3 separate regions of the Homo sapiens genome follow, and regions 2 and 3 are each linked to region 1. A link is a loop called in an ENCODE intact Hi-C map of the cell type or tissue named here. Cell type or tissue: ascending aorta. All regions are shown on one strand. Links, peaks and the distances in the headings refer to the core of each region. The heading gives the core; the rest is flanking DNA.

The links. Hi-C counts contacts between places; a loop is a spot of excess contacts. Peaks named below come from ENCODE experiments on the same cell type or tissue, not always from the same donor. Only the 100,000 strongest peaks of a DNase experiment are listed, where the experiment ranks them.
Region 2: it touches region 1 in a loop (5-fold over the local background); 13 of 110 quality-filtered maps call a loop at or near these places.
Region 3: a loop joins it to region 1, with 9 times the contacts of the local background. A loop is called at or near these places in 4 of 110 quality-filtered maps.

The regions. Positions count from the first base shown.
Region 1 is chr4:120,043,783-120,054,502 of GRCh38, reverse strand. No RefSeq gene overlaps it. Among named protein-coding and RNA genes, the nearest start is that of MAD2L1, 18 kb to the left of the region's middle. RefSeq lists an enhancer at 4,425-4,804. In ascending aorta, for the core only: a CTCF peak has its summit at 4,426 (motif pointing right); a DNase peak (open chromatin) is centred at 4,462; H3K4me3 peaks cover 938 bases; H3K27ac peaks cover 2,158 bases.
Region 2 is chr4:119,450,393-119,461,112 of GRCh38, reverse strand. It overlaps the pseudogene GTF2IP12 and the pseudogene SEPTIN7P14. Among named protein-coding and RNA genes, the nearest start is that of LINC01061, 45 kb to the right of the region's middle. RefSeq lists an enhancer at 6,230-6,769. In ascending aorta, for the core only: CTCF peaks have their summits at 6,008 and 6,227; DNase peaks (open chromatin) are centred at 5,192 and 6,372; H3K4me3 peaks cover 2,255 bases; H3K27ac peaks cover 1,790 bases.
Region 3 is chr4:119,827,281-119,838,000 of GRCh38, reverse strand. No RefSeq gene overlaps it. Among named protein-coding and RNA genes, the nearest start is that of LINC01365, 28 kb to the right of the region's middle. In ascending aorta, for the core only: no CTCF peak of the experiment used is centred there; a DNase peak (open chromatin) is centred at 4,100; H3K27ac peaks cover 4,956 bases.

The DNA.
Region 1 (10,720 bases), core at 2,336-7,335:
CTGATGCCTCCATCGCCCCAGAGGAGACCCATAAAGCAAAACCATGAAGAAACACTGGGGAGTCTGAATCCTTTATAGAACATCTTTAGCTCAGTTTGTGGGCAGGGAAGGGATCAGTCTTCAAATTCATTCATTACATGCATTATCTCAATCCTTGCAACAACCCTGTGAGAATTGATATCCCCACTTTATAGATTTAAGAACTAAGATTCAGGAAGGTTAAGTAATTTGCCCAACTGCAAACATCCAGAATCCATGTGCTGGCCCAATTCCCAAACCAATAGGAACCAAATCCTTTTATTATATCTTGTTTCCTCTCAGAGTCTAGGGGACAGAGGAGGGTTCTCCTGCTCCAGACTTAGCTACAAAAAGACTAGAATACCGTGTGAATCTCACTCCAAATTGAGGAAGTAAGAACTTGTAGTCAAAATATTTGAATATTGCATTAACTTTTCATAATACTGCCATTAAATGTTCACACAGGGCATTTTGCTTTAAAACAGGAGCATTCATTTTCTTTCCAGCAACATTTCTTCTCTAATTCTTTCACTTGTTTTTGTAACCAAAGGTGTGTTGGAATTTGTGTTTAACATGTAATCCTGATCCTTCTACTTTGTGAGTTTTAACCAACTTGAGACATAGATGCAGGAAACAGAAGAAGATTGAAATTTATTATATGTATTATTACCCAAATTACAGCACTCTATAGTAAAGCTGGATTGGAGAATGAGCCTTACACTTAAGTCAGAAATAGGGTTTGCTACTCCTTCTTAAGTGAACCAAGCAGCCTGTGTAGTCACAGGTGGAAGGGCCAGACAACTTCATTCTTCCTTCTCCAGCCCAACTCCAACCTAGGAGGAAGCCTTGCATGCTGAATTGCCAAGGGCAAAATTAGAAAGCACTGTACTCGAGCTGCTACAAGCCATGGAAAAATTTCTTCTTTGCTGCTTGGGATGGGCTGAGAGAAAAAGTGGAGAGAGGGCCCCAGAACGTTACTCCAGTGCTGTTTTCTGTCATCAGGATTGGAACAGAAACCCTAAGAGTGGAGTAACAAGCATCCCTCCTGCTATTTGCCAGCTTTTTCATCTCTTGGTATATTACAGTGTGTGTTCCACTGGCATTATGTAAGTTGATTTTAGGTAGCATGATGACAGGCATTTTTTTAAAAAGTTTTAGTAATATATATGTTGTAATCAGAAAAATATGTAACATTGTTTATCATGAGTAAAAAATTGAGCGAAAGATTTTAAAAGTATACACAATATTTAAGGAAAAATATTATATCAGTATTAGTGTGAGCGATATGCAGACACGAAGGCCACATATGAAGGAAGGCTGGGAAACAATGTCATAACCCACTGGACTTAAGCAACTTGGAAGTAAGCCAGGGTGGGCTGTTCCTCTCAGCAGGGAAGTTGCTTGCTCACAGGGCCGTCATGTTCTCACTTTCCTAAACCCTCCTTCTTTCCACACTAATTCCCTCCAGAGCTGCCAATGGGCATTTCGCTTTTTGCCAACAAAAGTCTCTAGCAACATGAGTCAGACAGAACTGCATGCAGCACCCTAAGCAGAAAATGTATTCCCCATTCTATTTCCTATTACTGATTATGCTCAGTCATGTTGTCCAGAATTAATGAATGTATTCATTTTATATTCATGTATACATTCATGAATGTATTCATGAATGCCAAGACCAGATCAACAACATAAAAATATTCTAAAGTTGAACAATATGAAACTCTTCTCATTTTTTAACCCTCCAGACTAAATTCCCTTGCAAATGAAAAGCCCATAGAAATTAAGGTCAAATTCCTTCATTCCCAATTCTATACAATTGGCTCATTCTCAGCCAGAGGGTCTTACACTGATCTCTGGGTTCCTATAAGTTCAGCTATAACCTGGGCCGTCTTTCATAGGAATGGTTACAGCTTCTTCAGTCTTTTCAAAATTAATTCAAATTTCTAAGTAATTCAGCTCTCCAAGGGGTAACTAATCACAAAAGAAACTGTGGCTCCACTATGTAAGTTATTACAAGCAAAATTATGGTCCCCAAATTAAGTGAATGGTGTAATCTTTTTTGACACGGTTGTCGCCACCCAAAGAGCATGGCAGATAACTTAATGGTACCTGTGTTGTAGACAGAAGGACCTGAAAACAGCTGGGTTTCTGTTCCAGGGAGGGCCAGCCAGCGGTGCCAGTGTCAAGAGTTCACAGGCTGTAAATCTATATACACTGAGCAGAAACTGCCCATCAACAATTATGCTTCCACATGTTTAGTGTGTGTGTGTGTATGTGTGTGTGTGGTGGTGGTGGTGGTAGGTGTAGTGGCAATGCTTCTGGCAAACTCCCCATGTATATTACCTACTTTCTCAGTGAATGACATTTGAGACATTATTCCTTCTTAGAAAATTTAGATGTTTTGATTTCTTCATGTCTTGCATTTCATGCTTTTAGCACTTCAGTGCAAGACTGTGATTAGTCTAGATTAAACCTCTATTCCCAAATATCTTCAGGTGCGTTCTCTCTAGGAGCGTGAAGTCTCTCCTTTGTGGAAACATGAGGAATGGAGTAGTGACCATCACTCTACTCCCTTAGCACTATTTTAACTTAATAATATATCATATTGTATTTATTCAGATAATAGTAATTGTCACCACTATTCCATATGCTTTTCATTCCTACCTGGGCAGGTCAGGTTGGTCCCAGCTGACCAATAGTTAACCATAGTCAAAATTAAAAAAAAAAAAAAAAGAAGTTAAAACTCAAGGATCACAGAAAGAGCCAGGGAGTCAAGCTTACTCTTCTCAAGAAATAAGAGAATGATGTCAAAGTTTAGCAAAGCTTTAAGGAGATTCTAGATCTGATGGACTGAAATAGTCAAAAGTTAGTATTCCAAAGAATTAGGCCCCTGTAAAGACAGAACACAGTAAATTGAAAGAAGACCCCAGAAACCCTGAACTTCAGGGCAGGTACTTTTTCTGTTGCCCTTTAATTTCTTCCTGTCTCAATTGGACCTAACCATGAGTATGAGGAGAGTGACTGCAGCTGGGGAAAGAAATAGTGCCAAGAGCTGCAGCTGCAGAAAGTTTTGTTTTCATTTTTTTAACTTTTATAGTGTAAAATTAATATGCTCATAAGTTAATAAAATCAAACAGTACAGAATGGTACCAAGTGAAGAGTAAATTATCCACCTGTCTTCATTCCCCCACTCCCCACGTCTAATCTAGCTCCTTATTTTCAAACATGTTTTGTTCTGTTAGTGGTTATCACCATACCTTTAAGCATATGTTAATATTACTATTTTTTTTGTTGTTGTTTTTCAACTTTAGGTCACATCTATTGAAAGATGAGAAACTTAGTTCGTATTTCTTTATCCATCTACTCCTGAGTTTTTCTAGTCATATTATTTTCTTCTGGTGGTTATCTTTATAATTTTAAAGAATATGTTCAAGCTCTATATTTTGTTACATCAATTTTAGTATGTTGATTCCTTGCTATAGAAGGTACAAGAATTTGTGTCTGACATTGCTGGCCACATCTCTCTGCTACCTTAACATTCAGACTTTTGTGTTTTTTCCATTATCAATTTTAATACTAGTTAGATTCTCTTTTATAGTTATTATTGTCTTCCAGTTTCGTTGATTTGTTGACTCTACAAATTGAAATAGCATTTTCATTATCCTGATTATTGAATTACCCCTTATTGATTGATCAAATAGCATGAGTCTACCTATTAAGGGGAGAAAATGTAATCTAGTTCATTAATACTGAACGATGAATGTTCCAAGTGACAAGATAGAAAAGGAGTCCATAAACTCAATCTTCAAGCCTTCTTATGAAATTATTCATTTAGCCTATATCTTTAATATCCAAGAAATTAAACATAAAACATAAACATTTTTTACTGTGCTTGATTCTAGCCACCCATTCATTTGCTTCTTAACTATGAAGATGTTAATATTTGTTGAAAGATCAATTTTTCTTCTGTTCTCTTAATTACCTACTTTCTTCAGGAGTCACCTAGTATATCTGCTCCACTTGGACGTTCTCATTTTTGCTGTTTATTTCTTCTAAATTTTGTGAGTTTTAAAAATCTATGTGAATGATGGAAAAAAGGTGATCAATACTGGTAGCATGGTTTTCTACTGTGATACTAGGACTTTCCCTTTAATAAAAAGACAGATGCCATGGCTTGTGTACACAGAAGCTAGGAGTATGATTTAGGGTACATTTACATATTTTGTTCATCATGTATTTTTTACAGTTATTTTGACTTTTAAAACTATTGCATTAAAATATTATTTATCTAATTTAGTTAGTTTGGGGGCTCACCCTCAAAATTTTGTGTTCCAGGCTTCGTTCTTCTCACTGTAGTACCTGCCTTGAGACAGGGCCTGAAAGAGTAACCATCATTTCCAGTTATGGTCAGCAGAGGGCAGCAAAGGGCAGTGGAGTACGTGCTTGCTCTCAGGGCCTGGGCATCCTTCACTTTGTGGAGGCAAAAATCAGGAACTGGGAAGTAGAGGTCCAGATGGCCAGAATTAGAAGCGAAACTACTCACAGTGGCAGTGACCCAGGATAGAGACCAGGCTAAGCAGGGAGTGAAAAGGTTTAGTCAAAAGGGAGCCACAATTCGCAGCCCGGTATCTGCCATAGAGATGTGAGCAAGTAGACCTCAGGAGGTGAATCATCACTTGAGTTCTTTCGCAGTCCTGACTGCGACTCCCAGCGTCTCTCAAGCCCGCGGTGTGGCTCCTTAAAGTCTCAGGCATCGACTATCAACTGTGGAAGAGAATGAAAACTTCCTGTCTGAGAGTTGGTAACATGCTGCCAAGTGCTTAGGGGTTCCAGAACCAGCCATTTTGGGGAGGAGAGATTGAGTGGAGTATGAGCACCGAATACAAACGCTGAAGGATGATGACGATATTCGCATGTACATGCCAGCTAAATAATTTAGGAGCCTGCCTAAATGCGATGTGCTTTAAAATATAGTCCTGCCCCCCGAGCCAACACACATCTGGGAGGAAACAATGTTTCGTTGTGGAAACACCATGTGACTTTGGAATCAGACACACTGGACTCTCTGAATTGTTCGGTATGTGGCTCTTGGTTACTTAACTGATGGAGCCTCAGTTTCTCCATCTGTAAAAATGAAAATTCTTATCTCATAAGGCTACTTCGAGGAAATGCAAATGATGTACATGAACTACCTGGCAAAGAGCTTGGCCACCTGTAGTTGCTCGATTGACTTTACTACCTTTTCTCTCTGCCTTCCCTTTGGTCATGGAAGAATATCTGTAATATTGCTTGCTATTTTGAAATGTAAAGTCTTCCCATAAGCATAATTGACATTAGCTGAGAGATTGCTATGTTGGGTACCATAGAAAGTTTTCTATGGTATTATTTAAAATTCATAACAACCCTATGAGGTAACTTATCATCATCTCTGTCTTGCAGATGAGGACATGGAGGCTTTAATAGTATAACTGGTTTTCCCAGTGTCACATAGGTAGTGAGTAATGATCAGGGGTTCAAAACCAGGTAGTAGTTTGATTCCAGAGCTCATGCTCTTAACAGTATACAACCTCCTTTTCTATACAGACATTTTATCATCGATTAAAAATTTTAAGAGAAAAAATAGAATTAAGAAAATAGAAAAGAAAGAGGGAGAAAGAGAGAGAGGGAGAAAGAGAGAGAAAGAGAGAAAGAGGAAATAGTGTAGTTTTGTCTTTGTGATGTGCTTAAATGTTGGTATTACTGGCATAGCATCACCTTGTACTATCTCTTCTATGTGATTTTTAGGGTGAAAATTCAGTTTAAAGAAATAAATGAGAGACTGCTATGGACTGAATTGTGTCCCCCTAAATTCATATATTGACGCCCTCACCTCTCTCTCTCCCTGCCATGTAAAAATATAGTTAAAAAGTGGCTGTCTACAAGCCAGAAAGAGAGCCCCTACCAGAAACTGAAAATGCCAGCACCTTGATCTTGGACTTTAAACCTCCTGTGAGAAATAATTTTTTTCTGTGAGAAATAAACTTTTGTTGTTTAAGTAACCCAGTCTATGGGATTTGGTTATGGTGGCTTGAGCTGACTGAGACACAGACTCTGTCACTGTTATTCTATTAAGAGCTCATCTATCAAATTAAAATAAATAACAAGAATAATTTTTATTGGCTTTTTTCTCATTTTTTTCTAGTTTTTTAAATTGTTTTTTACATAACATAAATTTGCCATCATATTATTTTAAGTGTACAATCAGTAGTATTAAATACATTCATAATGTTGGGCAACCATCACCACCATCCATCTCCATAACCTTTTTCATCTTGTAAAATGGAAATGCTATTACCATTAAACAATAACCCCTCATTCTCCCCTCCCTCCAGCCCCTGGTAACCACCATGCTTCTTTTTGTAATCATAATTTTGTCTGATAGATATAGCTGATTCATGTGTTGTTTAAGTTCACTATTTCCTACCTATTTTTTGTCTGGTTGTCCTATTCATTATTGACAGTGGGATATTAAAATCTCCAACTATTATTGTAGAACTGATTATTTATCCATGCAATTTTCAGTTTTTGCTTTATGTATTTTAATTGACTGTTTTTAGATGCATGCATGTTTATACTTGTTATAACTTCTGCTGGGTTGAACCCTCTAAGTGTGCAATGTCCTTCTTTGTCTCCTCCTTTGTCTCTTGTTCTTGTCTTTTCTGATTTAAAGCTTTTTTAAAAAAATATTTGTATAGCCATCTCTTCTCGCTTCTGGTTACTGTTTGCATGGAACATCTTTTTTTCATTCTTTCACATTCCATCTATTTGTGCCTTTGGATCTAAAGTGAATCTCAATGTCAGGCGCAGTAGTATATGCCTGTAGTGATAGCAACCCGGGAGGCTGAAGCAGGAGGACCATTTGAGCCCAGGAGTTCGAGTCCAGCCTGGGCAACATAGTGAGATCCCATATCTCATAAAAAATTTCAAAATTAAAAAAAAATAAAGTGAGCCTCCTGCACGTAACATATATTTGGATTATGGTTTTTAATCCATTTGGCCAATCCTTTAATTGGAGTGTTTAATGCATTTACATTTAAAGTAATTACTAACAACAAAGGGACTTCTAACAGTTTGCTACTTGTTTTCTATATGGTTTGTAGTTTTTTGTCAATAATTTTCTGCATTACTGTCTTCTTTTGTGTTCACTTGATATTTTATATTAAAACGTTTACATTTCTTTCTCATTTCCATTTTTACATATTTTATAGCGATTTTTCTTTGTGGCTACCATGGGGATTACATCTGACATCCTAAAGTTATGCCAATCTAATTGGAATTTTTACCAGCTTCACCTCAATAACATCCACCTCTGTGCTCCCTTACAGGTTCGTCCCTACTCCTTTTGGTTGATGTCTTAAAATCATATTTGTATACACTGTGTGCCCCAAAACATAAACTAATACAGGCATACCTTGTTTTGTTGTGCGTTTTATCACACACACAGATACTGCATTTTTCACAAATCAAAGCTTTGTGGGAACCCTGCATAGAGCAAATCTATCAGTGTTTTTTTTACTAACGACACACAGTCACTTTGTGTCTCTGTCACATTTTGGCAATTCTCACAATATTTCACACTTCTTCATTATGATGATATTCATTTTTGTGATCAGTGATCTCTGATGTTACTATTGTGATTATTTTGGTGTCCTGTGAACTTAAGATGAACTTAATCACCTCTAAGTGTTCAAGTGAAAGTGTTGCATGTCTTTCACTTTAAATCAAAAGGTACAAATGATTAAGTTTAGTGAGGAAAGCATGTCAAAAGCCAGGAAGACTGAAGAGTCTTGCAACAGTTAGCCAAGTTGTGAATGCGGAGTAAAGATTCTTAAAGGACAGTAAAAGTGCTAATCTAGTGAACACATGAATGATAAGAAAGCGAAACAGCCTTATTCCAATATGGAGAAAGTTCTAGTGGTCTGGATGGAAGATCAAACCAGCCACAGCATTCCCTTAAGCCAAAGCCTATTCCAGAGCAAGGCCTAACTCTCTTCAATTCTCTTAAACCTGAGAGAGGTGAAGAAGCTGAAGAAAAGAAGTTGGAAGCTAGCAGAGGTTGGTTGATGAGGTTAAAGTGAAGAAGCATCTCCATAACATGAAAGGGCAACATGAAGCAGCAAATGCTGGTGTAAATAAAAGCTGCATCAAGTGATCCTGAAGATCTAAATGAGATCACTGAAGATGGTGGCCACACTAAACAACAAATTCTTCAATGTAGATCAAACAGCCTTTATATTGTAAGAACATGCCATCTAGGACTTTCATAGCTAGAGAGTAGAAGTCAATGCCTGGCTTCCAATCTTCACAGGACAAGCTGACTTTCTTGTTAGGGTTTGATGCAGCTGGTGGCTTTAAGTTGAAGCCAATGCTCATTTACCATTCAGAACATCCTAGGGCCCTCAAGAATGATGCCAAATCTACTCTGCGCACTAGAAATGGAACAACAAAGTCTGAATGTCAGCACATCTGTTTATAGCATGGCATTTTAAGCCCACTGCTGAGAACTAATGCTCGGAAAAAAAAAAAAAAAAAAAAAAAGATTGCTTTCAAAATGTTACTGCTTACTGATAATACACCTGGTCACCCAAGAGCTCTAATGGGAATGTGCAAGGAGATTAGAGTTGTCTTTGTGCCTGCTAACACAGCATCCATACTGTGGCACGTGGATATTATTTAAGAATACATTTTTTAAGGATATAGCTGTCATAGATAATGATCCTTCTGATGGATCTGAGCAAAGCAAACTGAAAACCTTCTGGAAAGGACTCACCATCCTAGATGTCATTAAGAACATTTATGATTTCTGGGAGGAGGTCAAACTATAAACATTAACAGGAGTTTGTAAGAAGTTGATTCCATCCCTCATGCATGAGTGTGAAGTGTGCAAGACTTCAGTGGAGGAAGTAAGCACATATGTGGTGGAAATAGCAAGAGAACTAGAATTATAAGTAGAACCTAAAGATGAAACTGAATTGCTGTAATTCTATGACAAAACTTGAACGGCTGGGTGCAGTGGCTCACGCCTGTAATCCCAGCATTTTGGTAGGCCGAGGCGGGCAGATCACCTGAGGTCGGGAGTTGGAGACCAGCCTGGCCAACATGGTGAAACCCTGTCTCTACTAAAAATTAGCCAGGTGTAGTGGCAGGTGCCTGTAATCCTAGCTACTCGGGAGGCTGAGGCAGGAGAATCGCTTGAACCCAGGAGGCAGAGGTTTCAGTGAGCCAAGGTCGTGCCATTGCACTCCAGCCTGGGTGACAAGAGCAAGATTTTCTCTCAAAAAAATAAATAAATAAATAAAAATAAAAAAACTTGAACAGATGAGAAGTTGCTTCTTATGGATGAGCAAATAAAGTGGTTTACTGAGATGAAATCTACTCCTGGTGAAGATGCTGTGACTTGTTGAAATGACAGCAAAGGATTTAGAATATTTTATAAACTTACCCGATAAAGCAGTGGCAGAGTTTGAGAGGATTGACTCTAATTTTGAGAGAAGTTATAATGTGGGTAAAATGCTCTCAAGCACCATGAAATGCTACAAAGAAATCTATTGTGAAAGGCAGAGTCAATCAATATGGCAAACCTTTTTGTTGTCTTAGTTTAATAAATTACCCCAGCAATTCCAATCTTCAACAGCCACTACCCTGATCAGTCAGCAGCTAACAACACTGAGGCAAGACCCTCCATCAGCAAAAAGTTCAGGACTCATTGAAGGCTCAGATGATTGTTAGCATTTTTCAGCAATAAAGTATTTTTATTTAAGGTAAGTAAAAAGTAATGGCAAAATCTGCAATTACTTTTGCACCAACCTAATACATTGCATTTTAGACATAATACTATTACACACTTAGTAGACTACAGTATAGTGGTATAAACCTAACTTATGCACTGGAAAACCAAGCATTTTGTGTGAATTGTTTTATTGTGATATTCACTTCATTGCCACAGTCTGAAATCAAACCTGCAATACCTCCAAGATAAGTCCATAATTACTTTAAATGCATTAGTGTCTTAAATTATGGAGAAAACAAAGCATAGAGTTACTAATTATAATAATGCTACCTTTTATACTAGTAGCTGTTTTTTTAAAAAATTTATTTGTCTCTCTTTTTTTTTTTTTTTTTGGAGACGGAGTCTCGCACTGTTACCCAGGCTGGAGTGCAGTGGCGTGATCTTCGCTCATTGCAACCTCTGCCTTTCAGGTTCAAGCAATTCTCCTGCCTCAGCTTCCCAAGTAGCTGGGATTACAGTCACCCACCACCATGCCTGGTTAATATTTTTGTATTTTTACTAGAGATGGGGTTTCACCATGTTGGCCAGGCTGGTCTCAAATTCCTGACCTTAGGTGATCCACCCGCCTTGGCCTCCCAAAGGGCTGGGTGTGAGCCACAGCGAGGAATGTTGCAGTTTTGGTTTCACTTTTCAAACACGGTTTTGCAAAATATAGGATTCTTGGTTGACAGCTTTTTTTTCTCTTAAAACTTTGAATATATTGGCCTATTGCCTTCAGAGTCCAAAGTTTCTGTGGCTATATCTGCTGATAATCTTATTGAGGATCACCTACCTGTGATGAGTTGCTTCATTCTCACTGAGTTCAAGATTCTCTCTTTTTTTCGAAGCATGGTATAGGCTAATTAAAAAAAATCCTTTTCTTTGACTTTTCGA
Region 2 (10,720 bases), core at 3,458-8,457, 590 kb after region 1:
TCTATCTAGCTACGTTATTTTGGAATATGTCTTAAAAACAATTTTATGATAGGTATTATCTCCATTTTATCGAAAAGTAAATGGGTTCAAAGAAGTTAAACTTCTTTGTTTAACTTTGAAGTTAAACTTTGTCAAATAAGTGGCAAAGTTGGTATACAAACCTGTCATGTTACTTGAAGTTTGGTGACCTTTGCTAAGAAGAGTTTTAAAATGTTAAGAAGAGAAAGTTTAACCACCCCAATACCCCAAATACACTGGAAAGTTGTGAGGACAAATCCTTCTTACCAATTACTGTTATCCACTGCATCTCCAAATCCTGGGGTATCAACTATTGTAAGCAGCAACTGAACACCACCTTCTTTGATTAAAACTTTGGTTCCACCTATAACAGTAATTGGTGCAGATGTTAATATCATACATTACACCAGTGATTTCCTACCAGGGGTGATGGTAGGGATGTTTGAGTTTACCTACTCCCACATTTTCTTTAGGATCAATGATTGTGGGCATTGGAAATCCAGATTATTTGAAAGAAAAGCATATATACAAATAGTATGCCAATCTCTTGGCAAATTAATACTGGGTTTATGAGTCATACTTGGTATAAAGAAAGACAGAGGAACTGATAAAATAGTGATCACCACTAAAGACATGTAATACATAACTTAAATGTGCATTTAATAATACAAATAAGCAGTTTGAGTGATTCAGTCATTCAGAGTTCAAATGTAATTCATCAGGCAAGAACATTTAATCTACCGTTTATAGTAAATGTCTTCCTAGACTATTCTCTATCAAGTTTGGCCCAAACCACTCACTCAAATGAACTTACTATCATTCCTAAATCTTTCTCAGCATGGATGTAATTACCCTTATATTTATGTTATGGCTAGGATCCAATCCTCTTCTCAAATGTGATTTTTCAAGCTCCTATAAATCAGCAAGAAAATGACAGAAAATATTAAGATTACCAAAAGACTTTAATGAAATCTGAAGTTATTGAGTACAAAAGACATGTTCAACCTCACTAGAAATCAAATAAAATAAACTCAAATACCTTTATATCTTTATGCACACACAACAGCAATGAGTGCCTAAGTCTACTAAGACATGCACAAGAATGTTCCCGTTAGTAAAAAACTGAAAACCCAAAGGCTTATCTACAATAAATAATAAAGGATATACTGATACATTCACACAATGGAGTATTATACGACGATGAAAAAAACAACTACACCCAACATGAGTAAATAATACAGACATAATCTTCACTGAAAGAAAACAGATACAAAAAAGTATACGTATATAACGTTCAAGAACAGGCAAATTTATGGAGAAGGCAGTCAGTAAGGTGTTTATCTTTGGGGGTTGTAATACTGAATGCGAGTGAGCACATGGAAGAAACTAGGGTTCTGGAAATGAACTGTATATTAATTTGGACAGTGGTTAGTTTTACCTTTCATATCTAAATTCATAAATACTTAAGTGAAGGTATTCATAATAGATACCCAAATTAAGAAAGTTCAAAGTTCATTTTCTTGCTTAGGTTTAAAATTTCCAATATTTATCACAAAATAAATAAGCATGTAGGATCAAGTTTTTAGAGTAGAATTTTGCAGGTAATTTGAAATCTCAAGCCCTCTGAAGGTTACTAAAAAAAAAAAAAAAAAAAAAAAAATTCCTAAAATAGAAACATTAAAAAGGAGAAATAAGATTTACTTCACAAAATTACTCCTTTGGGGTCTTGCAGTATGATATATATGAGTTACTGCTCAGAATATATAGACTGTCCTCCTATCCTGTGCACTGGGATGATCACTACCACTTCTTCAAATCCAGCTAAAAGCATCATGGCCTCAATGAAGCCTACTCCAGCCAGAACTGTTCACGTGCCTCCTCTCTGCTCGTGTCCTATATATTACCTAAGCAGAGCTCACCAACAATATTTTTCATCAACAGCTTAGAGCAGCGCTGCCAAATAAAAATACCATGTCGGTCATGTAAGTAATTTAAAATTTTCTTAGTAGCCACTTTTAAAATAGGAAAAAGGTGAAATCAGTCAATTTTATTTAACCCGATACATCCAAAATATTATCACTGCAGTATACGATCAATATAAAAAATTACGGAGATTTTCTTTTCCATGCTCAGTCTTAGAAATCTGTGGCATATTTTATATTTGCAGAACATCACAATTCAGACTACCCACATTTCAAAGATTAATAGCCACATGTGGCTACAGGCTGCTGTACTATTTAATAAAAAGTGCATATCTAGAGTCTAGCCCCTTGCTTTATAAAGTGTGATCTACCATCCAGCAGCATCAGCATCACCTGGGATCTTGTTAGAAATGTAGAAAGGCAGCCCATCTCAGAACTACTAGAAGAAATAAATTTAACAGGATACCCAGGATTGGAATGCATAGCAAAGACTGAGAAGCAGTAAATTAGATCACATATAGCTTGGGAGTCTTACAGAATTGCTATTGCCATTCAACTATGATATGGTATTATCCCACTGACTAATATAGAACACTGTATTTAAATAACAATAGTTTTTCTATGAATCATGTTTTCTCTCCACTGTCCAATGCAATTTTCTACAATGATGAAAATCTTCATATATGTGCTGCACAAAATGGCAGCCACTTGCCACATATGGCTGTTGAGCACTTGAAATATATCTGGAGCAAATGAGAAATTGCATTTTAATTTAATTAATTTTAATTGATTTAAACATGTGGCAAATGACTATCATACTACATAGCACAACTCCAGGGGAATTGGTTACTATGTCACAGTGTCATCTCTAGGAGAATCCTTAGGACAAATTTGGAAAGTTCTAGTCAAGATAATTCGATTAACTGTACTTCTTCTGTTTTTTTAATTTTATGAAGTCATATTTACCATCTTACACTGGCTGAGGGCAAATTTGCATCTTACCTCTAAGGAAGCATAATAAAAGTTACAACACGTGCTTTGTGTGTATTAATATTATTCCAGCTTATCATCAATTAAAAATACCAATATCTAGACCTGTACAGGCTTTTTAATTCTCTGAGAAGGACCCGGATACTCTGGAGAATACAAATCTGGGAGGAATAATGAGTTGATTAATGTCAACTTTCCCAATCCAGATTCGCCTAAAAGAAATAAGGGAAAATATCTGTTAAACTCACCCACTTTACCCAACCTTAAATATTCAACAGATGCTGTAATTGAACTTGCTTTATGCAAGTATTTCTTGGTGAGACAATGAAATGACATTAGAAAATATGCTACAAAGAATAAGTATCTTGTCCTCAGTTTCTTAGCTATCAAATTAAACTCACGTTTCCAAGGATTCTTTTCAGCCTTCTAATTATACCACTTATATTCATTAAAAGTAATGTATCTAATAATTACATTTTTAACAGTAATGTATTCCCAAAGAAAAAAGTCAGTCATTATTTAAAAATCCAAGTTGGATTATATATCACTGCTTCAGTGAAATAAAGTTTTTCTTTATTAATAGACAATAATGAATGAATAATAAACAAGAAATCATGCAGCTATAAAAAGCAAAAATCTGCTAATACAAAGATTAATCACAATGAACATCTCTGTATAAAAGTCTAAATCACAAAAAATACTTTCTAATTTTGCCGCCCATCAGCCTAAATATAAGGGTGCTTCTCCACAAACCAGAATCCAAAAAATCTTAGGTAATTACTTTTTCTACCACTTCTACTCAAGGTAGGAGGTAGACACGAAGGAAGCTAGGGCATGATTTCTACTCTGACCACATACTCTTTTTTGACTCTCCGTGTTTAGTCCAATATACATAGTCCAGTGTATAGTAATTATTACAAGTATACCAAAATATAAATGGCTTCAAGGTATATATAACCTAAGGTTAAAACAAATTATAAATCAGATTATGATAAGTAACATGGCACAGAGTTAAAGTATTTATTGTTAATAACTCACTTAGCATAATAGGCATGTTTAGCCTAAGTAACTGATGTCACAATATTTTTATGCCTAGGAGGAATTCTTTTTATATTAGCTCTCAAAAGAGATAAGATTCTCTCCACGTGGTTTGGGCTTACCCCTTTGACTGAGAGCATGCCACTTTTTACTAGAGGTTGATGTATGACTCAACTTAGAGTTGAGGATGAAAAGTGGGGATCATAGCACCTGCCTATACCCTGGTACAGATCATATGATGTTGATTTATTTATTTGTGGAGTCAGGGTCTCGCTGTGTTGCCCAGGCTGGAGTGCAGTGGTACGATCATGGCTCACTGCAGCCTTGAACTCCTGGGTGTGGTGGTGCGCACCTGTAGTCCCAGCAACTCTGGCAGGCTGAGGCAGGAGAATCGCTTGAACTCAGGAGGCGGAGGTTGCAGTGAGCCGAGATTACGCCACTACACTCCAGCCTGGAGACAAAGACTCCATCTCAGGAAAAAAAAAATTTTAAATTAAAAAGTTCTAGTATCTAAAATGAGCAAAATCGCCAGGCGCGGTGGGTCACACTTGTAATCCCAGCACTTTGGGATGCAGAAGTGGGTGGACCATCCGAAGTCAGAGGTTGAGACCAGCCTGCAGTGAGCCGAGATTGCACCACTGCACTCCTGGGAGACAGAGTGAGACTCCATTTCAAAAAAAGAATTAGCCAAGCGTGGTAGCATGCACCTGTAGTCCTAGCTACCGGGGACGCTGACGGGGAAGGATTCCTTGAGCCAGAAGGTCAAGGCTGCAGTGAGCCTTGTTTGCACCACCTCACTCCAACCTGGGCAAGACCCCATCTCAAAAAAGAAAAAAAAAAAAACACAAAAACAACAAAACAGAACAGAACAGCATCACTTCCTTATCATTAGTTTGAAGTAAATTGCCTGTAAAAGTTTCCATTTTCAAAAAAAGTATTAAAATATAGTGCAAAGCCAGGCACGATGGCTCATTCCTGTAATCTCAGCACTTTGGGAGGCTGAAATGGATTGCCCCAGGAGGTCGAGGCTGCAGCCGAGCGATCCTCCCGCCTAAGCCCGGCAAGTAGCGGAGACTACAAGTGCGTGCCACCATGCCCAGCTAATTTTTTGTATTTTTGTAGAGACAGGGTTCCACCATGTTGCCCAAACTAGTCTGGAATTCCTGAGCTCAAGCGACCCACCCGCTTCCGCCTCCGCCTCCGCCTCCCCAAAATGCTGGGATTATGGGCGTGAGCCACCAGGCCTGGCCCAATTACTTTCTTCAGTCTGAGCATGAGCGCTGGAAGAAAAGCGCTCACTTGCATATAATTTTTTAGAGACAGAGTCTCCCTCTGTTACACGGGCTGGAGTGCAATGGCGCAATCTCAGCTCACTGTAACCTCAACCTCCAGTGCTTGATCGCTTATATAATCTCAGCTCACTGTAATCTCAACCTCCCGGGCTCGATCGCATATATATACACACATATATTTGTTTGTTTAGACGGAGTCTTGGTCTGTTGCCCAGGCTGGAGTGCAGTGGCGCGATCTCCGCTCACTGCAACCTCCGCATCCCGGGTTCAAACAATTCTCTGCCTCAGCCTCCCGAGTAGCTGGGATTACAGGCACCCGCCACCACGCCCGACTAATTTTTGTGTTTTTAGTAGAGACGGGGTTTCAGTGAAACCATGCTGGCCAGGCTGGTCTTGAACTCCTGTCCTCGTGATCCACCCGCCTCGACCTCCCAAAGTGCTGGGATTACAGGCGTGGGCCACCTCGCCCAGCCGACCGCTTATATTTTTAAAAAGATGTTTTCTTCGTTTCCTAGCCCCTTCTACCCCGCTACAAAGTTTCAAAGACTTAATGCTATTACAAAGGGCCGTCAGAGGTCAAGCTCAGGGGTGCAGCTCCCTCATGCCGGGCAGCCTCAGAGGGGGCCAACCCTACCCAGGATGAGCGGCGCCAGGTAGCCGGGGACGCTCCCGGGGGTCCCCGGGCCCTGCCTGGGGGAGGTGTTGTGGGGCGCACGTACCCAGGCTCAGGTGAGGCGAGTGGGCGGCCGGGGCTGCAGCTGGCGCTGGCCATTGAGGAGCTTCGGCGCGACAGTGCGATCGGTTGCACCTTCTGCGACAGGTGCCGGCCGGTTGGCGCGCAGCGCCTGCTAGCGCAGAGTCTGGCCCTTGCTGCGCCCGGCCCCGAAGACCGGGAAGTCGTAAAGCTCCTCCTCGCAGCTTATGTGCGGCGGCGGCCGGGCCGAAGCCTAGCGACACAGAGCTGCCAGCTCAGCAGCGGGTTACATCCCGCCCGGCCACCGGTAGGCAGCGTCCGCTCAAGCGCGCTCCTGGAAGACCCAGCAGCCCCGCCGCGAGTTCCGATTGGCTCCGCGTGAGTGGCGGTCCCCTGCGACCTCACAAGAGCGCGCCTTCCGTGACGCCGCAAGAGCGCGCCTTCCGTGGCGTCACAAGAGCGCGCCTTCCGTGACGTCACAATGGCGCGCCTTCGCCGACACCATAGAGGTGGGCCTCTGGCGACGTCAGAGGCGTGGGTGTTCGGCTACGTCACTGGGGCCCTACGGTGCCTGGAGCTGGGCAGTCTTCTCGTCAGAGTGGGGACTGGTAAGAGCGACCTCCCCGCCAGGTCCTGTGTGTTGCCAGCCGAAGAAGGGTAGCTGAAAAATTCAGACCCAGCACAGTGTTTATGTTGGTCAAAAATAGAAAACTATGTCTGGCGCCGCCGAGGCGGGAGGACCCTTCAGGCCAAGAGCAGCCTAGCAACATGGCGCAACCCCATCTCTGTAGTCCTACCTCAGCTCCCCCCAGCTGAGGGGGGCTCAGCCCCCCAGCCCTCAAGTATGAACCCAACGGTTCAAGGCTCCAGTGAGCTATGATCCCATCACAGCATTCCAGCCTGCGAGATTGAGGTAAACCCTGTGTAAAAAAATTAAAAAACTATCCAAGTGTGCAACAGGGAGGGACTGCTAAATAAAACATGAGGCTGGCTGGGCCCTACTGTAATCCCAGCACTTTGGGAGGCCGAGGCGGGAGGATGGATGGCTTGGGCTCAGGAGTTCGAGACCAGCCTGGGCAACATGACGAAACCCCGTCTCTACAAAAGATACAAAAATTAGCCGGGCGCGGTGTGCACCTGGCCTAATTTTTGTATTTTTTTTTTCTAGAGATGGGGTGGGGGGGGGGCCTCGCTATGTTGCCCGGGTCAGTTTCGAACTCCTGAGTTGAAGCGATCTTCTCACCTTGGCCATCAGAGTTGTCGGGATTACAGGCGTGAGGGACAGCGCCCCACCTGGGTTAGGCTACTTAATAACATAAGAAAGTGCTCCGCCAGGCTCAGTGGCTGACACCTGTAATCCCAACACTTCGGGAGGCCGAGGCGGGTGGATCACCTGAGGTCAGGAGTTGGAGACCAGCCTGGCCATGGTGAAACCCAGTCTCTACAAAAAATACAAAAATTAGCCAGGCGTGGTGGCGCATGCCTGTAGTCCCAGCTACTTGGGAGGCTGATAAAAGAGAATTACTTGAACCCGGGGGGCGGAGGTTGCATTGGGCGGAGATCGCACCACTGCACCCCAGCCTGGGCGACATAGCGAGACTCCAAAGTTTTGACACCAGCCTGGGCAATGTAGTGAAACCCTGTCTCTACAAAACAAACAAACAAAAACGCAGGAGTAACTGTGTCCACCTGTGGCCCTAGCTAGTTAGGAGGCTGAGGCAGGAGGATCACTTGAGGCCAGGAGCTCAAGGCTGCAGTGAGCTATGATAATCCCACTGCTTCCCATCCTGAGCAATAGAGTGAAAGCATGTCTCTAGATAGCTAGCTAGCTAGCTAGATAATTGATACGTAGTTTTGTATCAAATTTTTTCCCTAGATTTGAGCATGTTTTTCTAAAGTAGCATTCAACACATCAGCATTTTACAGTCTTATTAGTTGTTAATATGATTATGTTTTTCTGAAATACAGTATCCTTTACAAAAGCAGTTTTGTCTTTCAAGGCACATAGATAAGGCCCTCAAGTGAATTTGTCTGATGTTGGCGACCTTGGTACCATTTTGTCCACTTGATTGGAAAAGTCAGTCAATAATTTCAGGTCACTGTTGGCCTTAGAAGAAGAGCCCAAAGGCAACAAGCAAAGGCGCTGGTGTCCAGTCACCTTCTAGAAGCATTTTCACTTTCCCTTAAGGTTTCCCTTGATGAACATAGAAGTACTGTATGTAGAATTGACCCAGTGCTGCCCTGGCAACTTTTTATATTAGGCCAAATTTACATTTCTTACCTTTATGAGAGGCACCCTGGTAGGCTAGTGGAGTTACACACAAAGTCTGATCTCAGCTGCACTGTCCAGAGATGCAACACGGTCCAATCAAATAACATTCTCTGAGCCGGTTTCTTTAGCTGTAAAAGAAGAATAACATACCCATCTAAAAAGGCAGCTTATTGTATTTGATTGGTCTTTTATTTTCTATGAAACTGTGTTTAACACAGTAATTATTTTCATTTGTATACTACATTTGTGTTGTGTTTTTGGTTTTAGTTTTGTTTTTGAAATGGAGTCTTTTTTTAGTGGTTTTTTGTTTTGTTTTGTTTTGTTTTTGAGATGGAGTCTTTCTATTGTCACCCAGGCTGGAGTGCAGTGGCATGATCTCCACTCACTGCAACCTCCACTTCCCAGGTTCAAGTGATTCTCCTGCCTCAGCCTCCTGAGAACCCGGGATTACAGGTGCCCACCACCACACCCAGCTAATTTTTTAAATATATTTTTAGTAGAGATGGGGTTATAACATGTTGCCCAGGCTGGTCTCAAACTACTGACGTCAAGTGATCCACCCGCCTTGGCTTCCCAAAGTGCTGGGATTATAGGCATGAGCCACTGCGCCTGGCTTGTTTTCAAATAAGGGTTTCTTGGCTAGGTATGGTGGCTCACACCTGTAATCCCAGCACTTTGGGAGGCCAAGGTCAGTGGATCACCTGAGGTCAGGAGTTCGAGACCAGCCTGACCAATATGGAGAAACCCTGTCTGTACTAAAAATACAAAATTAGCCAGGCGTGGTGGCGCATGCCTGTAATCCCAGCTACTCAGGAGGCTGAGGAAGGAGAATTGCTTGAACCCAGGGGGCAGAGGTTGCAGTCAGCTGATATCGCACCATTGCACTCCAGCCTGGGCAACAAGTGCAAAACTCTGTCTCAAAATAAAAAAAAGATTTCTTAAAATGATATTTTCAGTATTTTATAGATGATGTGTAAGCAGCAATCTTAATAGGATGTTACCCGACACTTTGCGAGACTGGCAGCTAATTTGATTCAGATGTTTCTAATTCTTTTTTCTTTTTCTGTTTCTGTTTTTTTTTTTTTTCTTTTTTTTTTTTTTTTTTTTTTTGACAGAGCCTTGCTCTGTCCCCCATGCCGGAGTGCAGTGGCATGATCTCGGCTCACTGCAGCCTCCACCTCCCGGGTTCAAGCGATTCTCCTGCCTCAGGCTCCCGAGTAGCTGGGATTACAGGGGCACGCCACCATGCCCAGCTAATTTTTTGTATTTTTGGTAGAGACAGCGTTTCACCATGTTGGCCAGGCTGGTCTTGAACTCTTGACCTTAGGTGATCTGCCTGCCTCAGCTTCCCAAAGTGTTAGGATTACAGGCATCAGCCACTGTGCCTGGCCCAGATGTGTCTAATTCTAACATGAGATGTATTGCAGGATCATAGCAGAGTGAGTTGCTGATGTATCCAGAAGGAAACGAGCTTGGAACTCTCACGACAGCTGTCTTGAGAAGTGTGTGTGTGCTGTGCTTGAATATCTCACTGCTCATTTATACACAGGCTTTCTGGTGACTGAGTTAACAGTATCTGTTTCATAAATAATGTAGCCCTCTTTCTTTCTTTCTCTTTTTTTTTTTTTTTTTTTTGAGACAGGGTCTTGCTCTGTTACCCAGGCTGGAGTGCAATGGTGCAGTCTCGGCTCACCTCAACTTCAGCCTCCTGGGTTCAAGCGATTCTCCTGCCTCAGCCTCCCAAGTAGCTGGGATTACAGGCATGTGCCACCACACCTGGCTAATTTTTTCTTTTTTTGTTTTGAGATGGAGTTTCGCTGTTGTTGCCCAGGCTGGAGTGCAATGGCACAATCTCGGCTCACCACAATCTTTGCCTTTCGGGTTCAAGGGATTCTCCTTTCTCAGCCTCCCGAGTAGCTGGGATTACAGGCATGTGCCACCACACCCGGCTAATGTTGTATTTTTAGTAGAGACGGGGTTTCTCTATGTTGGTTAGGCTGGTCTCAAACTCCTGACCTCAGGTGATCTACCTTCCTCAGCCTCTTAAAGTGCTGGGATCACAGGCATGAGCCATTGCTCCTGGCCTAATTTTTGTATTTTTAGTAGAGAGGGGGTTTCACTATATTGGCCAGGCTGGTCTCGAATTCCTGACCTCAAGTTATCTGCCTGCCTCGGCCTCCCAAAGTGTTGGAATTACAGGCGTGAACCACCATGCCTGGCCAGCTCTATTTCTTTAAGCCTACATGTTTTGCACTTGTTAAAAGTATTTGAATATACAATTACTCAGTTTCCCTTGTTTATGCTTGAATTTTGTATAATCTTAAATATTTTTTCCAATCTAAGCTTTATTTTATCCCGTTTCTTCTATATTTGTATAACTTTAGGTGGCTATCTTCATTGAAAATTTTTTCTCAAAAGCCTTAAAATAGAACATAGTTCTTGGCAGCAATTTAAAGTTATTTGAGGAGAAGGGGAGACTTACAATGATGCTTCA
Region 3 (10,720 bases), core at 1,863-6,862, 220 kb after region 1:
CAACCTAAATGCCCATTGATGACAGATTGGATAAAGACAATGTGTTAGATATACACCATGGAATACCATGCAGCCATAAAAATTAATGAGATCATGTCCTTCATCCAGAGGCCATTATCTTTAGCAAACTAACAGGGAAACAGAAAACCAAATTCCACATGTTCTCAGTTTTAAGTAAGAGCTAAACCACGAGAACACATGGACACAAAGAGAGGAACAACAGAGCCTGGGTCTACTTGAGGGTGCAAGGTGGGAGGAGTGAGAAGATCAGAAAAAATAACAATTGGGTACTAGGCTTAGTACCTGGGTGATGAAATAATCTGTACAACAAATCCCCATGACACAAGTTTATCGATGTAACAAACTTGCACATGTGCCACTGATCCTAAAGGTTTTTTTCTTTAAGAGAAAACTGTATTATGTTGGCAAGTTGTAAATGAAATAGACGGTAATGACTATACTAGCCTATGTTCAGAAATAAAATTATATTGATATTTATGCCAAATTATTAGGGTTTGCAGCCTGTATTTGCTTACGAAGATATTAAGCCCCTCCCCCATCCCCTTCTCCTTTATTTCTGAATCTCCCCTATACATTTCTGGGAGTCTTCTTTGGGGTCTTGCATTTTTTTGGGACCCGCCTGACTGTGTGCCTCAGCTCTGTCTTCTTCATCTGAGTACCACTCCATCACTTCTGCTCCTGGTGCTATCCAATGGAGCACAATCTGGCATGCTTAACAACCCCACACCAATGGCCTTCTGACTCTTAAAGTAACAACACAACACTGGATTCTGTAGCTGGAGAAGGAGGTGAAGGCATGATTGGAGCTTGTCCTCTCATGAAAATCTATGCTATAAGTGATCTGATGGGCCACAAAGCGATGCTGCATGTATCTAATGTCTCTACAAGTCTTTCATAACTACAGTTCTTCCAGCTTCTAGCCTCCACTTCTGTTGCCACTGGGCTCAAAATCTATCCTAAAGGCTAGAAGAATAAAAATTCAATCCCATCCCCTACATAGCGATCATGTCTTCACCACTTAACTTTCACAAAACTCCTCCCTCCTGCTGCTCCCGAAACAAAAACTTAACAATTCTTGCACATGGTACCCAAAAGGGACCATCATTCTACCAATTTCACAACCAGTCTATTTCACCTTTTAGATTCAGCTAGGATTTACAGCTCAATAATAAAGAGTAGCTAAGGAAAGTCAGAGGAAGGCAAGATTACTGAGAATAGAGTCAGTAAAAGAAATTCAACAGAGGAGGAAAGACTTTAACAGGAAGCAAGAAATTTAGATAAATGGAGAGATAAGGGGCATTCTAGGCAAGAATTTCAAGAAAGAAATGTCACTAGTAAAGAAAAAACGGGAACATAAATTTGGCTGGCCAAAGACAAAGGTAATATTTATCTTACTCAGTCACTCTGAGTCTTCACAGGTATCAAATTTTTTTAAAAAATCACCTTTAATCTCAATCCACAGGTATCTCCTTTCATTTTCCCTTATTAGAAACAATTTCCACATTCCTCAGAATAATTTAAACCAAATATATTATTTTCTCATTCTCTTAAAATAGTATTTTTTAAACCCAGATAACTCACCCTAGCTTTGCCTACAATGAGTTATTTCAGTTTGCTTTATTTTACCTATGCCACAATTTTGGTTTCTGCTGAGTTTCCATGTTCTCCCGTCAAGCAAACCTCTTGTTTTCCACTTTTCTTCTCTTTAGCACCACCACAAGCTCCAAATTGCAATTTTCACTCCTCTGCAAACCTATATGGTTTCTCCCCCATTAATTCTTCCTAGCAACCTCAACCTTGCTAACTAGAGGTCTCAGTGGCAAGAGAACATAGCTACCTCCAATTTACATCCAAGACAGAGTAGAACATTCCTAGGAAAAAACATGTCTTTTTCCAGATACTCAAGGGATCTAGGGTCCTGTGAACCCAGAGCTGATTTATATCCTCAACCCTTTATGCAATCATGACAGCCACCATGTCGGTTCTGGTTTATGCCACGGCCCTCTGTGTTTGTGTGTGTGTGTGTGTGTGTGTGTGTGTGTGTGTGTGTGTGTGTGTGTGTGTGTGTGTTGAGGATGCATGTTATGAGGAGTGCTCCTGTTTGCTCATTTGTTTTTCAGCAGAACATGAAGCTGTACAGATACTAATCCCAGGGATTACTTTTTTGTGGGTCAATTTATGGCTGTGGTTTTGTCTCAGAGGAATATGTTTTGGTGAACAGAGTTCACTCAAGACTTAAATTGCTCTAATAGTTTAATGCATGAAATGTACTTCCTTCAAGAATGGGAAGATTGCTTTCTTGTTAAGAAAACAAGGATTACAATTGGTTGACAAAACCCAACTGAAATAGTTATGAAAGGTCGTATAAACAGACACATGTTTTTGTAGGGCTGTTTAAAACGTAAAATGTCTATAGATAGTAAAATAATCCTGATGGTGATACAGCAGCATTGCGAAGTCTTGTATAAGAGTCTGTTTAGTGTAAAAGAGATTAAATTAGCTCATGCTGAAAAGTCCATTAAATACACACTAATCTATTGCTGAAAACTTACCAAGTAAAGAATTCAATCTGTTATATTTCCTTTTTGATTTTTTGCAGTCACTGAAATATACTTGGATTAAAAAATAGGCATGGTAATCTGTGACCTTCACAGTTGTTAGGGTACAGCTGAATCCTGTTTAAAGCCTCCAAGAGTTGGATTTTTTTTTTTTACAGTAAGTGCTACTTGGAAAAAAAATGACACATCTTTGGGAAGTGTTAACATTTTATTGTTGCTGTTATTGCTATGACTTTTGTAAGGAATTCATCTGAAGTTATAAAATATTGGCAGAAAAGAGAAACAACATTTTCTGAAGGTCTACAATGTCTTGGGCACTTTGCCACAGAAAGCTTTAACTTTCACATCAACTTTCAACATAGGCATTATTATTTTGAATTTACAAATGTGAAACTAAGAGTCTTAGATAAAGGAAATTGCCAGCTTATGCTCATAAATGACCATGTTTATATTGAGACCTAGATCTAACATGCAAATTCTTTCCCATCTCAAAACGTTTGCTTCTGTAAGTTCATGGTTCTGGAATATTCCTCTCCAGAGTCTGGGATCCCTTCTGATCTCAGCCTTTGTTACCTAGTCAGGTCCTAGGAGGTTCCCTCTGGAACTCCCTCCTCCACTGCCCTGCCCCATCTCAGCACCATGTTTCTTTCCTGTGAACCACTTAAGATATTGTTTAGTTGGTTGGCTTTTGCCTATTTCCTCCTCTAAAATGTCAGCTCTATGAGGACAGGGACCATATCTGTCTAACTCATTTCAATATTACCAAAGCTTAGCACAAGCCTGACATATAATAGACAATTCAGCAAATATCAGGTGACTCTAAATGACTCCAGGCTTTTTTCACTCACTATGTTGCATCTCATGGATTGTTAATTCTATTGAAAATTGTTTTGTTTATTAATTCCCAAAGTAAAAATTATTAAAGACAAAATAATAAGATTTCCTGATTGGATACTTTGGTCCCATATTACTATTTCTCATACAAATCTTTTTGGCGTGCATCATCTGAAAATCAAGATGTTTTCATATTCTCCAAAACATTTCCCAACCTGGAACAAGTAGAGAGGTGACAACCCTGAAAGAGCTATATGTTTTGTGGAGAGTTCAGAGTTTTGTGTCTATAGCACTATTTTTTATCTTCTTCATGATAGGGGTTGGCAGAACAGTGTATCTGTGTGCTACAAGTATATGAAGGTGGGATTATGTTGTTCTTGGGCAACTAACATAAGTTAGGCATTGTTCTCTGTCTGGAGATTCAAAGTACCAATAGAATACAATTCCTATCCTTAAGGAACTCACAGTTATGTAAATCAGTTTACATTAATTTTCATGTTTTCACCTACTAAATAAGATTAACATTGACAACTACATATGTCCCAGGGATACAAAGCCTCCAATGTGGAGGGCAGAGGAAATAGCAGTAAATAGCAAAAGGCTTGCAGGGCTTTGCTTGTTTCTTTTTTATTATTATTAGCTGCTATGCAGTGCATGTGCTAGAGTTGACCTTACAGGAAGGACTTGACTTGCGAGAATTTGCCATTTGTTTCTCATTGTTTCCCGTTGCTGGTTGCCTAGTCATAGTCTAACTTTATTTAAAGCCCAAGGGAAGTTAAAAAAGCATATTTTATTTCCCACTCCACTCACAGTAGGGGAAAGCCATGGGAAAGTAGATGTAATAACATTTGTTGCCAAAGGTACAAAAGTCCATAAAGCATAAGCATACCAAGGTGGAAGCTACACACGCACACGTATGATCACACCACAGATGAAGTATCAGTTCACATTGGAGAGAATATGTTATGAAAAATTTCACTAGTTTGTCCATGTTATGACAAATTTCACTAAAACAGTTTATTTGTCTAGAGTTTTATGGCATTCAAGTCCACACTGAGTAGTTTTTGATACTATTCTCTCATGTTATTTTGGGCAATTCTTAGAACAAATGAAGCAGAGACTCAGAAGCAAAGCATAGCAAGGGCTACTGAATTTTGCAGTCATACTTACTTACTATTGCAGTTATACCTTCAAGAATGTTGTCCCCCAATACAAAAATCAATAATGGAAAAATGGCATTACTATCTACAGATGTACACTGATTAGAACCATGGCCTTGAAAAGGCATTTTCTACTACTTCCTTTCTTTTTTTCATTTTCTTTTTCTTCTTTCTTTTTTCTCATTTATTTATTTCTTTCTTTTTTTTGTTTTCTGGTCTATATTTTAAAAATATTGAATCATTTTTATAAAGTGAGAAATCCAAAGCAGATTGCTCTAAAGTTTACTTTAGAGACAATTCCAATGAATATGCCAACTATTACCGTCAATGGTGAAGTGACATTCCTTGCTGTGGATTACTGAACAGCTTATAAATTCTATGGATGTTTGTGATTTTTCTCCAACTTCTTATAATACTCCAATAGTACAGTTATGTGAAAGGTATTTAAAGGCAATGTTAATAGCTACATGGACCACCCAGAAACACCACAACAGACTACCGCCTGTTTGAAATAAAAAACCACCACCCCTGAGATTATGAGAGAGTGCCTACAAGTTTGTGCCTGCAGGTTTGAGTTAAAGTGCCAGAGTTTAAGGGCATCATATTAGAGTCAGTCATCTTTGTTCTTTCCCTGGAAGGAGCTAGCCAGAGAGCCATCTCAGGATTTTCTTAAGAACTCTAGTTACTTACCTACAGTAGTCACCTGTCTGTCTGTCTTTTCCTTTTTCCCATTCTTTACATTTTTCTACTTTCTTTTCTTGCTTGAATATAATTTCTATCCAAAAATATTAACTTTTTGTTTTGTTTTGATTTCTAAAACTCTAGCTTGTTTACTTGGTATTATTTTTGTATGACTTTTCCTTTTAATTTATATTGTAATATTTGTTATCTCCTTATCCTTACTTTAGTAACTATTTGCCTGTTTTTTTATTTTCCACTGGTTAACCATTTGCAGAAGAATGAAACTGGACTCCTACCTTTCACCATACACAAAAATTAACTCAAGATGGATTAAAGACTTAAATGTAAGACCTCAAACTATAAAAATTCTAGCAGAAAGCCTAAGAGATACTCTTCTAGGCATTAGTTTACACAAATAGTTTATCATGAAGAACCCATAAGCAAATGCAACAAAATGAAAAATAGGCAAATGGGAACTAGTTAAACAAAAAAGCTTCTTCACAGCAAAAGAAATTATCAACAAAGTAAACAGATAACCTACACAATGAGAGAAAATATTTGCCAACTATGCATCTAACAAAGTCCTAATATCCAGAATCTATAAAGCACTTAACAAGAAAAAAATAAAGAGCCTCATTTAAAAAGTGGGCAAAGGACGTGAACATGAAAAAATGCTCCAAATCACTAATTATCAGAGAGATCCAAATCAAAAGCACAAGATAACTATCTCACACCAGTCAGAATGGCTATTACTGAAAAGTAAAATAATAATAATAATAATAATATGTCAGTGAGGTTGTAGAGAAAAGGAAATGCTTATACACTGTTGGCAGGAATGCAAATTAGTCCAACCACTGTGGAAAGCAGTTTGAAGGTTTCTCAAAGAACTAAAACGTGAACTGCCATTTGGCCCAACAATACCATTACTGGATATATATATACAAAAGAAAATAAATCATTCTACCAAAAATACATATGTAATCATGTTCATCACAGCACTATTCATAATAGCAAAAAGATAGAATCAACATAGGTGCCCATCAATGGTAGATTGGATAAAGAAAATATGGTACATATACACCATGAAATACTATGCAGCCATAAAAAAGAATGAAATCATATCTTTTGCAGGAACACAGATGTAGTTGGAGGCCATTATCCTAAACAAGATAACAGACAAATAGAAAAGCAAATACTACTCACTTATAAGTGGCAGCAAAATCTTTGGCTCACACAGACATGGAGATGGGAACAATAAACACAGGGGACTCCAAAATAATGGAAGGAGGGAGGGGCCAAGGGCCACAAAACTTTTCATTGGGTATTATGTTCACTATCTGGGTTATGGGATCAATAGAAGCCCAAACCTTAGCACCAGGCAACATACACTTGTGACAAATTTGCACAGGTACTCCCATGATTGAAACTAAAAAAAGAAATGTTTAAAAACATTATTTTCCTGCTTTTATTTTCTTTAAAAATATTTTTACCCTTAGAATTTGATATTTATTTTTCCCTCTAACTTATTTTTTCCTAATCTCTGTTCATTTTTTATTTTTCAATCTCTACATTTGTAACTTCCTTTGATCCACTATTACTACTGTGTTATCTGCCCTGAAAGGCAGACATCATAGATGTTGCATGTTCTGAAACTTCCAATCACAGGCAAAGAAATTAGTAATTTAAAAAAATTTAAATAATAAAGAATTTTAAAATTAGGAAGTTTGACTATGAATTTTGTAAGTAAATCCTACTACAATTATGAGTGGCTATAACAAAACACTATAAATTGAGTAGCTTATAAACTACAGAAACTTATTTCTCAAGTTCTGGAGGATGGGAAGTTCAAGATCAAGACACCAGCAGATTCAATGTCTGGCAAAGGCCTGTTTCATGATCCATGGATGTTGTCTTCTCACTGTGTCTTCACATGGTAGAAGGGGTAAGGGGTCTCTTTTGTAAGGGCACTAATTACATTCATGAGGACTCTGCCCCCATGACCTAATCATCTTTCAAAAGCCCCATCTCCTAACACCATCACCTTGAGGGTGAGGATCTCAACATACGAATTGTAGGAGGACATAAACATTCAGACCATAGGTGAAACAGAGCTTGACCTCACCAGCTGCTCCACTGCAGCATCCCTAAGTAAATGCCCTGGCAGGTGTCTATTTGGAGTCATCTGCATGAAGAGCACTCTGTCTAAACAAAATTATCCTGTTGGTCCATGTGGACCCGCAGCTGCATCCTACACCAAGTATGTGACTAAAAAATGATGCCTCTAAATTTGCGAGTGGTGGAAACTAGAATTTAACTCTAGTCTCAGGGGTGTGCTGGTGTGTTTATGTGCACACACACTTGTACATTAATATTTTTGTTTATATAAAGAAAAAAATCCAAATTTTTAATAATGAGTATTCCTGGAGAGTAAAGGTGGGTGGGGTTTTTAAAACTTAATTCATATTACTTGATTTTTAATGCACATGTATCATATTTAAAACAATGACTAAAATGTAAAGATATCATTTGTGAAATGTATACATAATTCTTCACTTCCTTTGAATACTCTAAGACTCTACAGACCAGTAGGAGTCTGTACCTGAATGGTACCATTCTAGTCTCTGCTGGAATAAATTTTAAATGAATTCTTCTTTAGTGTTATGCCATTGAACTTATTAAAGAAGATTCCAAGAAATTTCTCTGTGAAATTTGTTGTTTTATTTACCCTACCTATGTTGTCAAGAAAACAAGTCATTACATTTAAACCTGGTATTTTAATACCAGGATTACTGGGCAGGTCTCCTGAGAGGCAGCCTGGATTACCTCTTAATGAGTTTGTGAATCTTGAAACTAATTACATTTCCCTCTTCACTTTGGCTGCTAGAAAGCTCTGAGCCAGATAGCCAGCCCACTTTTAGTAAGTAGATTGAATCTTGCAGCAAATGTTATATTCACTCACTCCTTGTTTCATCTTGTTTTTTTCCGTAATATATTGTCTTTACCTTGATTCCCTCACTTATTTGTTTTTATTGTCTATACTTTGGTAAGCTGTCTGAAATCCTTTTAAAAACAAAGCTAGGTATAAATAACTAAAATCATAAATATGCAAAGCAAACAGTTCCAGGAGACTGTGACATTTCCATTTATGACCCAAATATTCCTGCTAGTCCTAATACTCATAATACTTTCATTTCCGCTCCATAGCCCTAGGGAAGCCATTTATTCTTAATATACTGTTGAGCCGATTAAGCATCTAAGGATTTTTTAAAGAGAAGATTGTTCAGGGAAAAGGGAAAATATTATCATAATTTTATATGAGTCTCCAGATGAGAAGATTCCTCAGGAGTACTATGCAGGGAAAAGGCTATATTTATCACATGTTTAATAAACAATGTGGAAGTTTAAGCTGTCATTTACATTTTCCATTAGTTATATCCAAAATTAGAGCATCATCCATTTAGATTTATTAAATTCATTCTCTTTATGTTGTTATTGATTGAGCCCCACTGACATGCAGAAAGAATTAAAAGCTATATAAGTTAAAAGTAACTCTACTTTTGTTTCATTGCAAGTACTCTGAAAGAAGTAAATATAAAATATCCCTTTCAATCTCTTGCCTAATTAAAACGGGATTTCTGGCAAAACATGGCATGATAAAACTGTTTTGATTTCACTACACTAGCTGTGCCTACAAAATAACAAAGAAAAAAGGATAGAAAACTGGTCAAACTATGAATAGTCCCAAACTGTAAACTGTGAAGAATACCTGCCAAAACCAAAGAGCATGCTGCAAACTGATACATACCTCTCCAGAGTTCTTGCCCAGAAGGGAGTTTGGTAAGTGACATAGCCTTGGAAGCCTCAGCAGCTATTTGCATCAAGTTCTACAGATAGCCAGTTCCACCCACACAGAATCATAGAGTAGAAATGACAAAATAAGGGACCATTTATATCCACCGCTTTCATTTCCTAAGACACAGCTTCCTAACCCAACAGGTGGAGTAGGAATGAAGAAAATATATAATCATATTTGCAGTAGATACCAGACTCGGTTAATAAAATAACTAAATAACTATATAAAAACAAACTCGTGATTTGGAAAACCATTAACATATAGTATTTCCCTGTATGTATGCTTAAGTGTAGGAGAATGTGCCCCCAAAAAATAAGACACAGAAAATATGCGCGAAGGGTTTTGAGACAAAACTCACAAATCAATGCTGGTAGCTGTGTTAGGTCATGCTCCATGTTTCCCTCCACACATAATATATATACACATCACATGCTTCTTATCTATTCATCCATCAATTCGCATTTAGCTTGTTTCCGTATCTTGGCTACTCTGAAAAATGCTGTAATGAACAAAAAAGTACAGATATCTCCACATCGTGATTTCAATTCCTTTGGATATATACCCAGAAGCCAGACTGCTGGATCATATCTGATATGGTTTGGCTCTGTGTCCCCACCCAAATCTCATCTCTGAGTCTAATCCCCACATGTTGAGGGAGGGTGCCGGAGGAAAGTGACTGGATCATGGGGCGGTTTTCCTTACCGTGTTCTCGTGATAGTGAGGGAGTTCTCATGAGATCTGATGGTTTAAAAGTGGCCGTTTTCCTTGTGCACTCTCTCTCTCCTGCTGCCTTGTAAAGAAGGTGCTTGCTTCTCCTTCACCTTCCACCATGATTGTAAGTTTCCTGAGGCTTCCCCAGCCATGTGGAACTGTGAGTCAATTAAACCACTTTCCTTTATAAATTACCCAGTCTCAGATAGCATCTTTATAGCAGTGTAAGAACAGACTAATACAATATGGTAACTTTATCTTTAATTTTTTGAGAGGCCTCCATACTGTTTTCCATAGCGGTAGCACCAGTTTACATCTTCACTAACAATGCACAGGGTTCCAATTTCTCTACACCTCACCAACACTTGTTATTTTTTGCAGTTTTAATAATGACCATTTGAACAAGTGTGAGGTGATAGCAAATTGTGGTTTTAATTTAAATGTCCATAATAATTAGTGATATTGAACACCTTTTCAGATACCTGTTGGCCATTTGTACATTTAGAGAAATGTTTGTTCAGGTCCTTTGGCTATTTTTTAACCAGTTTATTTGCTTTTTTACTATTGAGTTATAGGAGTTTCATACACACATTGAATATTAACCCCTTATCAAATATATATTTTGCAAATATTTTCTTGCATTTTTTAGGTTAACTTTGATTATGTTGATTGTTTCCTTTGCTGTGTAGAAGCTTTATGGTTTGATGCAATCTCACTTAATTTTTGCTGTCATTGTCTTTGCTTGTGGTGTCATAACCAAAAAAACCATGGCCAAGATCAATGTGAGGAAGCTTTTTCTGTATGTTTTCTTTTGGGATCTTACATGTACTTCTTTATTCCATTTTGAGTTTATTGTTGTGTATGGGGTAGGATAAAAGTTCAAATTTATTCTTTTGCATGTG